Linked DNA regions of Mus musculus: region 2 is linked to region 1. Evidence: chromatin contacts called from ENCODE Hi-C or POLR2A ChIA-PET data. All regions are on one chromosome and are shown on one strand. The core of a region is the stretch at or near the end of the contact, and the rest is flanking DNA. Distances in the headings are between cores, read along the strand shown.

Region 1 (5,787 bases), core at 2,027-4,526:
ACTTCATGGATCCTGCTGATTGGTGGTAACCTATTGTTTCCTCTGAACAGTTAGAGTATGTATCTGTACTTAGGCGGGGCCACTGGGCCAACAGCATTAGCATCACTGGGAAGTCACTGGGAATGCAATTTCTCAGCCCCCAGTACACACAAAGTATGCATTCGAACACTGGGTCCCAGAAATCTATGTTTTAACAATATTCTCTTACCATTCCAAAGCAGGCTGGGGGCTTTCAGGAAGGCTAAATGAGGTCCTAGGTCTGGATTAGCAACTGGATACAGGTGCTTCTCAGCATGTCTCCATGTTGCCAGCTCCCAGGGAGTAAGTACATAGCCTAGCCTGGCTCTCAGGTACATATCCATACCTCAGCTTGTCTGGGGCGAGTGGTCACTGTGAGCTCATACTCCACCAACACACCGGATGTAGTGAAATACAATACTTGGGCCCACACATAGTAAGAGTAGGGGGAGCAGTTCCCAGAGGTCTTGTTGTTCATATGGCTTTTGCCAGGGTTTCTTCTTCCTTGAGCAGACAGTCCACCAGCATCAGGAGTTCACTGCCTCCACAGTCACTCAGCAAATATTGACTGACGTGGGTGCCAGGCACACAGATGTTCGTGAACATGAACAAACCAGAAAGACAAGATCCTTACTCTGAAGGTGATGACATTCCCATTAGCAAAAGACCCAATAGACATGATTAAATTCATACGCATCAACTGTACAAAGATACTAGACAGGAGTAAATCACAGAAAGACATGTATGAAAAGGTTTTATGGAACTCGTTTTTGGACACTAGTAAAAACTTTTGTAAAGATATAAAACAAACCCATACTGAAGGACATTCTATCAAAAAAAAAAAAAAAAAACCTAACCAATACTCTTGACAAGCCACAATATGAACTATAAGAAGTAACTAGATGCAGCAAAAAAAAACCAAAAAAACAAAAAACACAATGCCATACATGTATTAAAATGTGATGGTGAAATCCATTATTTTCTATACCAACTGAAAATAAAATTAAATTATACCAATTTATGCCAATTAAATTATACCAACTGAATAAAAGTTAAGAGACACACCCAGGGGCATTCTATGAAACAAGCTAAGCAATATTCTTGGCAAATGTCAAAGTCATGAAAAAAGAAAAAAAAAATGGGTGGGAGGAGGCTCGGGAGACATGGCAGGTGGATGTTGCATGGGGTCCTGGAATGGATCCTGGGAAAGGCATTTGTGAGGAAGCTACAGACAACAGAACTCTGGCTTTGGTGAACAATTTAACACCAATGTGAAATCCTTGGTTCCAGCACTGTCAGGCTCCACAGTTGCATAAGATATGAACTTTAAGGAAAGCTGGCCAAAGGGTATACCAGATGTCTGTACTAAAATTGGTAACTTTGGGGGATAAAATTCTAGATGATGAATCCACTGAAGGAAGCAGTAATCAAGGAGAAAGAGCTGTTACAAATTGTGTCTTTAAGCAGGGGGATGCCTCATCTAGCATATGAGCAAGACCTTGAGCCAGGAGAGGTGTGTAAAAGTTAAGTCTGGTTCATCCTCCCAGACCCCTGTGCCCAGAAATAAGACTCAGACTCAAAATGTATTTACAAATACCTAGATCATATAGCTAGGCTCTTCTCTACCTAGAATCATAACTTAAGATAACCCATTTATTTTAATCTACATTCTGCCATGTGGCTGGTTACCTGTGCTCAGGTACCAGGCATATGTCTTCTCACATCTTTCCAGGCAAGTCTTCCTGTGCCTGGCTCTATGCCAGAATTCTTTCTGCTCCTGGATGTTCCATCTTCTATTTTCTGCCTAAGTCATAGGCCATTGGCTTTTTAATTGATAGGCACATTCATAGAATATGCAAGATGTTCTCTCTACAGAGGTGTTAACCAAAGACTTAGAAAATGAGGCCAAGCCAGTTTCGCTGGATTCTGAACTAATGCTGGGTTCTCATCAGTGCTCTCTTTGTATGGAACCCCACAGTGCTAAGCTGTGTCACATGTGTATGGAGCCTCTAGAAAAGACAGAGATAATATATGAAGAAGACAGGAGTCTAGCAAGGTCAGGAGCAAAGCATTTCCTCCTTCTTTGTTTGGAACCAACCTAGGTCTCTTCTTTCCAGAAATCCCTCACGTTCCTTCTTTTATCTCTTTTAGATCCTATGGCCCAGTATTCTCAGCATCTGAGCTTCTCTCCTGGGCACAATCCACACCTTTCTCCAGAACCTCATGAGTCAGGCTGCAACTCCATCAAGTGACAAAGGATAAACATTCTACCCAAAGTTTTCAATTTCTAGACCTTTAGTAAAGATAGGACAATGTAATCTGAAAACAAAACAGCCCACTACTGAGAGCTGACAGCCTCAAACCTTGTCTAAAGGCCTTAACCAATCTCCCTCTGCTGGGTAGCAGCTCCCCATCTATAAAGCAACAGGCTACAATTCGTTCACCCCAAGACCCATTCCCATTCTGGCATCATATGATGAGGAGTATGTCAAATGAAATTGCGCATGGTAATTGTAGCTGAAAGGTAACAGTGGCCATGACAAGCTCCAAGGACTCCCACCCCAAGTGAGTCATTGGGATCACAGATGACAATCATTACTATTAATATAATAATACCTTGAATTGAATTTCCATTTATACTGCACTTTTATACACATTATCTCATGTAATCTTCATAAGCATCCTGTGAGAGCAGCGGGAACTATGTCATTTCTCTTGTACAAAAAGAAAGCTAAGTTGGACAGACATTTGATTACCAGTGCCACTATTTAGCCCCAGAACATGGGTCATGACATGCCTGGTGCCATCTTGCTATCATAATAGCCCATAACACTCATGATACCATCCATCGCTCTGTCTTGACAGGATTTGGCCAGGCTAATTCACACAGGGAAAACAAGAAGTGTGCTCCTTCATCAGAAAGGTAGGCATCCAAAGAGTGCCTAAGCTGTCTCACACTGTCCATCCAGTGGACCCCTGGGAGCACCATCCCCTCAGAGAAGAGATGAAAACACCCTAAATTTGCTTCCCTGTGGCTCAAAATAGAACCGATGAGACACCACAGCTGAACTCTTGCAGCATGAGATGTCTCAAAAAATAACAAAATAAAGAGAAACAAGAGTGTGAAGGAAAAGCCCCGATTTCAGTGCTAGTACCCCACATAAATGACAAGAAAAGAAGGATGACCAAGTATGGATGAGGGGACCAGCTCCCCACAAAGATGCCAGGTTTCAAGCTGTTCTGTCACACCGTGATAGGACAAGTTGGCCAAGCCTTCCCACCAGTAGTAACTCTGTCACCTTCCACCATTTGGCTGCTCTTTGTAAAGGACACGAGACTAGTTCCACTCTTGTCTCCCTCAAGGATAGGAAATATGCTCCAGCCAGCCTACAGTTTCCCATCCGTAGGCAGCCCAGTTCTCCCTCACTCACCATCAACAGAGCCTGTCTGTCCAGGCAGACCTAAAGTGGATGGCCACTGACTGTCATACCAGAAAAGGCCAGTCAGTGAGAATGCTTGGCCACTAAGCTGGTGTGGGTAGTTAAGCATCGAGCTTCCCATAGGATAAGTGTCTCCCAGACATCTGTCTCCAGGGTTCCAAATAGAGTTGAAAGCACTTATGTTACCTCTGTGCAGAACTGTGAGGGCATAGTGCAACCATACTGGAAGAGACACTAAAAAATTTCTAAGTGCCACATAGACACTAAAACACCAGGGCAGACTGTGTGCCTGGGGTCAAGACTGATGGCCAGACACAACAGTGGACTCCACTCCTCTGGCAGGTGGATCATGGTCCTGGCCTGGGGGCTATGGAGCTATGACTGTACACACACACATACACACACACACACACAGAGAGAGAGAGAGAGAGAGAGAGAGAGAGACCACCTCTCTCTTTTCCTTCCTACAGACAAGGACCCTAAGTGTACTAGAGACCTAGACAGGGCAGATCTCCGGACAGCAGGAGCCTGCATCCTCCACTAGATGCTTGAAGAATGCCCCGCCAGGAGCATCTACTCTAGTAAGAATAAATGGTGTTAAGAAGGTGGCATCCACTCTCTTATCATGTTTTGTTCCTGAAGTTAAGGATCATTCACTAAAGCCATTGTGTCACCTGGCCTAACCCATTAACTCAACAGGAGTGGTTGCCAGAAAACAAAGTGTAATTATGAATCCAATCAAACAAGAAAAGGATTTTCATAGAAAACAGTCAGGCTTCCTCACACTTCCTCAAGCCGGTAAAGGCATAAAAAATGAGACTCTGTGAAAGACAAACCCAGGTACATGGATCCAGAGGCCAACAGTTCCCTACTCTGTCTGCTTTTAGCCTCTCTGATGATTAGTCTACACTATACAGAAGCATACTTCAGACCTACAGTTTACCAGGTCTCATTTTCTCAAACAACCAGACTTTCACTCCTAGCTACTGACTTCTTGTCAGACAAGCCAGCGTTCATGATCACACTGTCGAATACCCCTCTAACATTAGCAAGCCATTCTTCAAGGAGTCAGAAAGAGAACATTAACGGGGGGGGAGGGGGGGGATAACAAAGACTTGGCAGCTCACACTAGAAAACAGAAACAGATTTTAAAATGTTTTGTTGTTGTTATTTGGGGAATATAAGGGTAGAACCCAAGGCTTCATGCATGCTCAACAAGCATTCGACCACTGAGGTATACCCTCAGCCCCTATATTGCTTGGGACATTGGAAAAGGACATACAGAACCAATGCAAAATGAAATGACACACAGCAGGCATCTCACTTATCAGATTGACAAACATTATAATGATGGACGGCCTCCCAAGTTTTATGTAGTGTAGGGAGATGATAATCATTTGTACCAGCTGCCAATAGGGACACCTCTCTGAAGGTCAATTTAGTCATGTCTATCAGCATATAACCAGAAAATCACTTTCAGTTTAGTCTACTCATCTCCTAGAAATTGACCCAACACGTAACCTGGTGCATGTGCGAAAGGACTCATGTGCAAGATTAATCATTGTTTGAACTGCAACAGATGGAAAACAGCCACAGGAGGACATCAAACAGATGAAAAGTCTACAAGAGCTGGTTCTGCAACACCCAGGGGTGGGGAAGGAGTCAGCAGGCGCTCAGCATTCACAGGCCCTCCAGTCAGGATGCTGCAAGGCAGCCTTACCCTGAAGACACTCCAGGAACATGATTCAGTATCTGACAAGGTGCGAATGTGTCTCCATGAACTTCCTCACTGCTGTGCTTATTTTAAGCACATGGAACATTAGCCGTAATGCAGACAACACGGCAACAGCTGTGTTTCCCTCTTCCTCACTGTCCTGACGTCACAGTCAGTAAATACAAGCTCCAAAAATGAACAAGCCATGTCATCCCCAGCAGCATGCTTCGAAAGACCACACACACCTTCCCGCAGATGAAGGATTCTGAGCCGTCCCTCAGAACATCCCTCAGCACAGACTGGCTAGTTAGCAATCTAGAAGCAGAGGCAGGCAGCTGAGCTCACAAACAGAAGTTGATCCCCAATTCAGCAGCAACCTTTCAAGGGAGAAATTTTGCAGTATCTGTTAGAATTAGAAGAAACACCCACCTTTCAACTTAGAAGTGCCTCTCCAAAAGAAGGTACCAGGTGGGAAGGCACGTACCAGCAGGCTGTTCAGGTCCCAGCATTGCCTTTGTGGGAAACGGAGGCCACCCTGCAACCAACCACTGAGAGTCCACTGAAAGGGGAGTGAGGGCTGGTGCTCTTGCCCCGTGAAGATTCTGTGGTTGTTGG
Region 2 (5,682 bases), core at 1,140-3,639, 40 kb after region 1:
AGGGTACCCCCTAGAGTAAAAAGATGCTAGACGCTCCGCTTAAAACCTTAGAAAGACAAAAAGGACTCATTATGACCAAATTTGTTCACTTTCTGAAAACAGAAAGTAGTTTTTTTAAAAAGCCAACCCAAGTCACTTCCATATAGAAAGTAACTGAGATGCGTGCAACTAAAGATAGTCACCAAGTCTCAGTATGAGAGGGAGACACTCCCAGGACAAGCTGAAGATGCAGGAGAAAGAATGGGTGAATGTGATTCTATGATCAGACAGAGACCATCTCTGGGTCTGGCTATAGGAACCTTGCTTAATCTGAGGGCTTCTCTGGAAGGCCATCGGTCTTTCTCCTTGAAAAGGAAGGGGGAACCTCCATCCTCAAGAAGGGGACTCTAAACAAAGCTCACCTGTCACCATTGGAGGCTTTCAGAGCAATGCCAAGAGGAAGCAAAGAAGGAAGGGTGGTTTTTTTCTTTTTCCTCCCTTATTCCAACACACCAGTATTTTCCAAAACACAAATGTGCTGCCACAAAACACAGCTGAGCCCAGCACCTACGGTGATGTATAATTAATGACAGAGAGTGCTTCGGTTGCCCTTGGGTTTCATAGCCTTCCCCCTTAGCCTAACTCTTCTCTTTAGCAGCTGTACGCTGCTACAAGTTGCTGAGCCCTGTGACTTCTCAAGGGGGTCCCGGATGAACTTTTCTAGAGCAGGTGTGAACATTTGGGGACCAAGATGAGTGTCTTGCACAATCCCCCTAGAGATATCCTCTGTCCAAAAGTATGGGTGCTATTCTGTCCTCTTGGATGAGAATTTCTCTAAAAGACTGCACCCAGTTCAGCTCCTCTTTTTTCCCAGTTCTTTCTTTTATTCATTCTGTAGTTCTCGCTCAAACATTGCCCACCCCCGGTCCACCGCCCCCCAGCAAGTGCTAGGTGGTGGGCAGGGACCCCTCTAGGGAGATGGCCACAGCCCAGGAGTAAAGCCTAGCAACCACACATCTGAGATGTGAGTCCTAACACTGTGGGCGACTCTGCCAGGAATAGCTTAAGACGACTTCTAGCCACATCAAGTGCCAAAAGGGGGCTTAGTGAAGCAGAGGTCCCTTGGACTCTTAGGAGTGCAGCCCTGGTGCTACAGATTGGAGCTGCTGGCTGTATTTGTGGGGATCCAAAGTTGATGGCCTGGGAGGGGAGTGTAGAGGTGGCAAAAGTACTTGGGGTAGGGTAATGTTCCACAAAGAAAATGTAAGGGATGGAGTGGGCGGTGACATCAGACTTGCAACCATGCCACTTTTAGAAAGTGACTCTCCATAGATTGACCCCATTCTAGGATGGGTCTTCCCAACTTTTTATTGATCCGTGGGCCCCCACTTTCTCCATGATTTCCCCCCCAGAATTCCCAGATGCAAAAGATTTTCTCCCTAGCTCAAAGGATTCCCCCTTCTTTGGGACCCCAGGAACTGATTTCCTCAACAACAACAACAACAACAACAACAACAAAAGTATGAGCTGATCTGTCCCAACTAGTCCACCGTGAGGAGTCTGGCCGCAGCCAGTGAGTGGTGTCCCGCACGCACCCAGGGTCTTTCAGCTTCCTGTGTCCCTGCAAGGTTCCTTCTCCACACTCCGCAACAACGTGCCCAAGAGACACATGTCCCCCCAACCCGGGTCCGGCCATAGTCACCAATAGCCCTACAATAAACAGAGAACTAAAGCGGGGGTCTGCGTCCTGGAGCGCACCTGCTGGGGTCAACTCCTCACCCCTGGCGCACAATCCGAGGGCACAAGGAGAGGGGAGGGAAGGGCAAGCGGCGGGGACAAGGCTGGCAGGGACAGCAGGAGGCAAGACACAGTGCGGAGCTAAGAGGTGGGCTGCGGGGGACGCCGAGAAACGGCTGGGATGGCGCAGGGGCGGGCGCCCGGGGCGCGCGTTACCTTCGTCTTGCCCCCGCAGTGGCAGCAAACGGTCCACAGGTACTTGAGCGTCCGCCAGAGCAAGATGATGAAGAGGCCCCCGAAGAAAGTCACCATGGAGGAGGCCAAGAAAGCCCACCACATGCGTTGGCCCCGGCTGTCGCACGGCACCTCCATGGTCACCGGTATGATGAGCGCATCCATCTTGGGCTCGTGGACCGAGGACGAGGAGGAAGAGGAGGAGGAAGAAGAAGAAGAGGAGGAGGAAGAGGAGGAGGAGGACGCGTCTAGGCTGAGATGGTTCGCGTGGATATTGCTGCTCATTCTAAGACCGCTGCCTCCGCCGCCGCCGCCGCCGCCGCCGCTGCTGCCGCCGCCGCCGCCGCCACCGTTTGCCATAGCTAGCAATGGGCGGCAGGCGCAGGGGCTCGAGGGAGCTCCTCCCGCCGCCAGCGCCACCCCGAACACCCATCAACAGCCATGTTGCTGCTACTGCTGCCGCTGCCGCCGCCGCCGCGGAGCGCCGGGAGGGGGGCGGGGAGGCGCCTGGGCTCGGGGCGCTGTGCGCGACCTGGCAGGGTGTGCGGAGATATATACAGCCAAGCGCCGCCGCCCGCCCTCCCCCGGGCTGCCGGCCGGCCCGGGGGGGGGAGGGGATGAGGGAGGGTGGCTCCCACTCCCCGACCCCGGCCCCGATCGCCCCCGGGGCTGCGCGGAGCACCGAGAGCCCAGGGGGCGCCGCGGGCGGTCCGCGCCCGGGGTCTGTGCCTCCCGAAGCTCCGTGAGCGCGATCCCGCGTACCCTCGGCGCCGCCCGGCCCGCCTGGCGTGCGCCACGCGTGTGCGCTGCGCCCGGGCCCGGGGTCTCCCGCCCGTCCCCGCACAGCTCTCTCGGGTGATGAGGCGACAGCTCCTTAGGATCGGAGAATCCGCGCCCTCCCGACCGGGCGTGCCCGCGCCACCCTTCCTCCCCGGGGCTGCGCTCCGCTCCTGGATCGCCGCCTCCTGTGCTCGCGGGGCCGCGGCAGGTTGGTTGCGGCGGTCTGCCCTGCCTCCGCGGCCAGCTAGCCGATGCTCTGCGGGACCCCTTCGGGCCGGGTCTCTGTGACCCTGAGCTTCCTCGGCCTCCGCTCGCTTCTTCCTCCTTGCCTCCTCGGGCTCCTCCTCGTCCCCGTTCTCGCAGCCCGAGCCTCTTCGGCGCGCGCCCCGCGCGCCCCGCAGCCGCCAGCAGTGGCAGCTGCAGCAACTGGAGCGGGCGCGGGCTCAAACAGCCCGAAGCGGGAGGGGAGGAGGCTTACCGGGCTAACTCGCCTCGGCTTGGGGCTGTGTAGGGGCAGCAGGTCATTTGGCAGTGGTGGGGCATGCGGCCCCCCATCTTCCAGGATGTAGAGTATAGCGCCACCAGCCTAGAGGTAGGACTTTGCAGGTGTTGCGCCCCTCTAGGCTCAGCAGGGTACCAGAAGGGGAAACCACCAGGTGTCTGGGGTAGGCCGGTTTTCCCAAAGGGGCCCCTAATAGGGAGAGGAGTGGCTGGTTGTCAGCTAGATTCAGTGGACTTATTGCCCCTAGATTCTAAGGCTTGGAGACTAAGGAAGACCCTAGCCAGTACAGTACACCTGCTGACAGAGAGTTCACTCTTTCGTTTCCAAGATGCCACGTTGTGAGTTGCTGATGAACAACTGGGGCATCTGGAAGTCTGTTGGTAGTCTGTGACCTCTGACAGCTGCAGGTGGGTTTGTTGGTTGTTGTTGTTTGTTTGTTTGTTGTTTCCTTATTAAGCAAAGATGACAGCAGCCTGGTGGTTGGTGTGGAACAAACTGGGTAGAAAAGGAGGTTTCTTAAAGGGCTGCTTCCTAGTTCTTTAGACTCGTGTGGGAAGGGCAAATGGATGACGGGTACTCTGCATTCAGGCTTGCCTTTCTACATTTCTGGTCTCCCGTTTCTCCCCTTTAAAGGGAAGGAGTCCAGGATTGTTCAGCAGCCCCTGTCCCCCGCCCCACCCCCAGTCCCCCTATCGTTGCACACAGAAACTTCCTCCCTCTGGACACTTCTCCAGGCTGGCAGCTGGACCACAACTTTTTCCTGTGCTAATTAAAACCAAGATGATCACTCTCCCCTCACTGCCCACAGTGATTTCCCCAAAGTTTCCAGCTCATTAGTTATAGTCTAATTGGAATTCTCAGGTTCCTTTCAAGACTCTTCATATGGTAAACTGGCCCAAAGGAGCCTCCTTACCTGAACAAGCTGTCTCGACCTAAATCATTGGTCAGCCACACCCTGGCCCTAGGATACAGAGGGCCAAAGAAGGCCAAGCCTGGCAGACACTGAAAATATGTGAGTCTCAAATTGGTTGGTACATTCCTTGGGCTCAGTATACATATCCATTAGAAAAGACTTAAGGTCAAAATCACCTCCCCCATAAAATAGTACACAACAGAAGGCCAGCAAAATGGCTCTGCTGGTAAAGGTACTTGTCTCCAAACCTGACCCCCTGCGCCTGATCCCTGAAATTCACAGAGTCAAAGGAATAAGCTAACTCCTGTTAACCATTCTCTCATGTCCATGTGCATGCTATGGGGCACACTCACATTTACACACACAGAAAGGGGGGTGCTAAAGAAGAGAGCAATAAATGGTGTTTTCTAGAAGCAGAAATTGCCTCAGTCTCCCCTTCAGCATCATCCATCCTTCTGCACTCAGAGGGCTGCAACACAATCCCCATGCATTCAATGGCCCTGGCGCTTTTCCAACATCCTGGGGTAGTTGAACTTTGAAAGGCTGGGGAGAGGTGCAAGAGGCTGCGGTACTGAGATTCCTTTATTGGCCTTCTCACCAGCTGGGTCTGTGCCTTGACACAAGCCTGAGGGACTTTCCTTAAGTCCAAGAATTAACATTTAAAACTCATAACATTCATAGCATAAGTCAGCAAAGGACAGGTACTGTCCTGCCCCACCATGGGTCATCGAGCCTTCAGAATGTATTCCCATAGGAGCAAAACTTGAACCTTTGCAGCCAGTGGTACCCTCTAGGTTCTTCCTACCTAATATCTACAACCTAGATCCCCCTGAAAACTATTATCATGATGACTTAACAAGATGCTAGTGGCTGCTGTGCCTTCTGTCCTCTCACATTTGAAGTCCCCACACCATTACCATTATCATCATCATCATTTAAAGGGCTCCAGAAGTCCCATAAGACACCTACTCCAGCCACCACTCTGTCTGCTCTCGCACCACCCCTAACTTTGCTGACTGAAGCTTTCAGCATCTCCAGTGTTGTCCAAAACCATGACTTGATCAGAATTCATCAGAGACCTTCAGGGTCAATATTATTGCCTGTTCCTGTGTGAACTCAGGGTACTCAGGATATAGGCACAGAATGAGAGTATTCCCAACTACCAGAAGTAGATATCATCAGGCCTTTGCCCATCTCTGACCAGCCTTTTAAGAAGAGGCTCTCCCCCTAGACACAGAGGAACCTCACATTCAAAAGGAACCTTGGACATCACAGGCTTGTGCTGTTCATTCCGAGAGCTACAACAAAAACAGAAACCAGAGGCAAGAGAGAGAACTTGGTGAGAAAAATGCTTGAGTTCAGATCTCTAGCACCCACATAAAATCAAGGCATAGTGATATGCTCTGATGCTGGGAGGTAGAAAGAAATACAGATACCAGGGGAGTTTCAGGATGAATAGCAAAGCCAAAAAACAAAACAAAACAAACAAACAAACAAACAAACAAAATTAAACCAGGAGGGGTAAGCTCCAAATTGA

What was found. Hi-C counts contacts between places; a loop is a spot of excess contacts on that map. ChIA-PET counts read pairs that join two places held with the same protein, here RNA polymerase II (POLR2A).
Region 2: a map of gastrocnemius shows a loop between it and region 1 (2.3-fold over the local background). The contact joins the promoter of Kcnma1 here to the enhancer-like site in region 1. A Hi-C loop is called at or near these places in 2 of 37 maps with a recorded cell type or tissue (both gastrocnemius). POLR2A ChIA-PET finds 5 or more read pairs at or near these places in 1 of 5 experiments (embryonic stem cell).

The regions. Positions count from the first base shown.
Region 1 is chr14:23,961,371-23,967,157 of GRCm38, forward strand. The region is part of intron 1 of Kcnma1 (potassium large conductance calcium-activated channel, subfamily M, alpha member 1); the gene reads right to left. Among named protein-coding and RNA genes, the nearest start is that of Kcnma1, 40 kb to the right of the region's middle. Within about 2 kb of position 3,277, at least 1 of the 3 ENCODE cell types and tissues checked has a DNase peak (open chromatin) inside an H3K27ac peak, as active enhancers do.
Region 2 is chr14:24,001,816-24,007,497 of GRCm38, forward strand. It overlaps Kcnma1 (potassium large conductance calcium-activated channel, subfamily M, alpha member 1), which reads right to left and starts at 2,390. Exons shown (of 28, transcript NM_001253364.1): 1 at 1,933-2,390. The coding sequence starts at 2,310. 4930519K11Rik (RIKEN cDNA 4930519K11 gene) reads left to right here and starts at 3,176. Exons shown (of 3, transcript NR_131107.1): 1 at 3,176-3,322; 2 at 3,480-3,639; 3 at 3,866-4,022.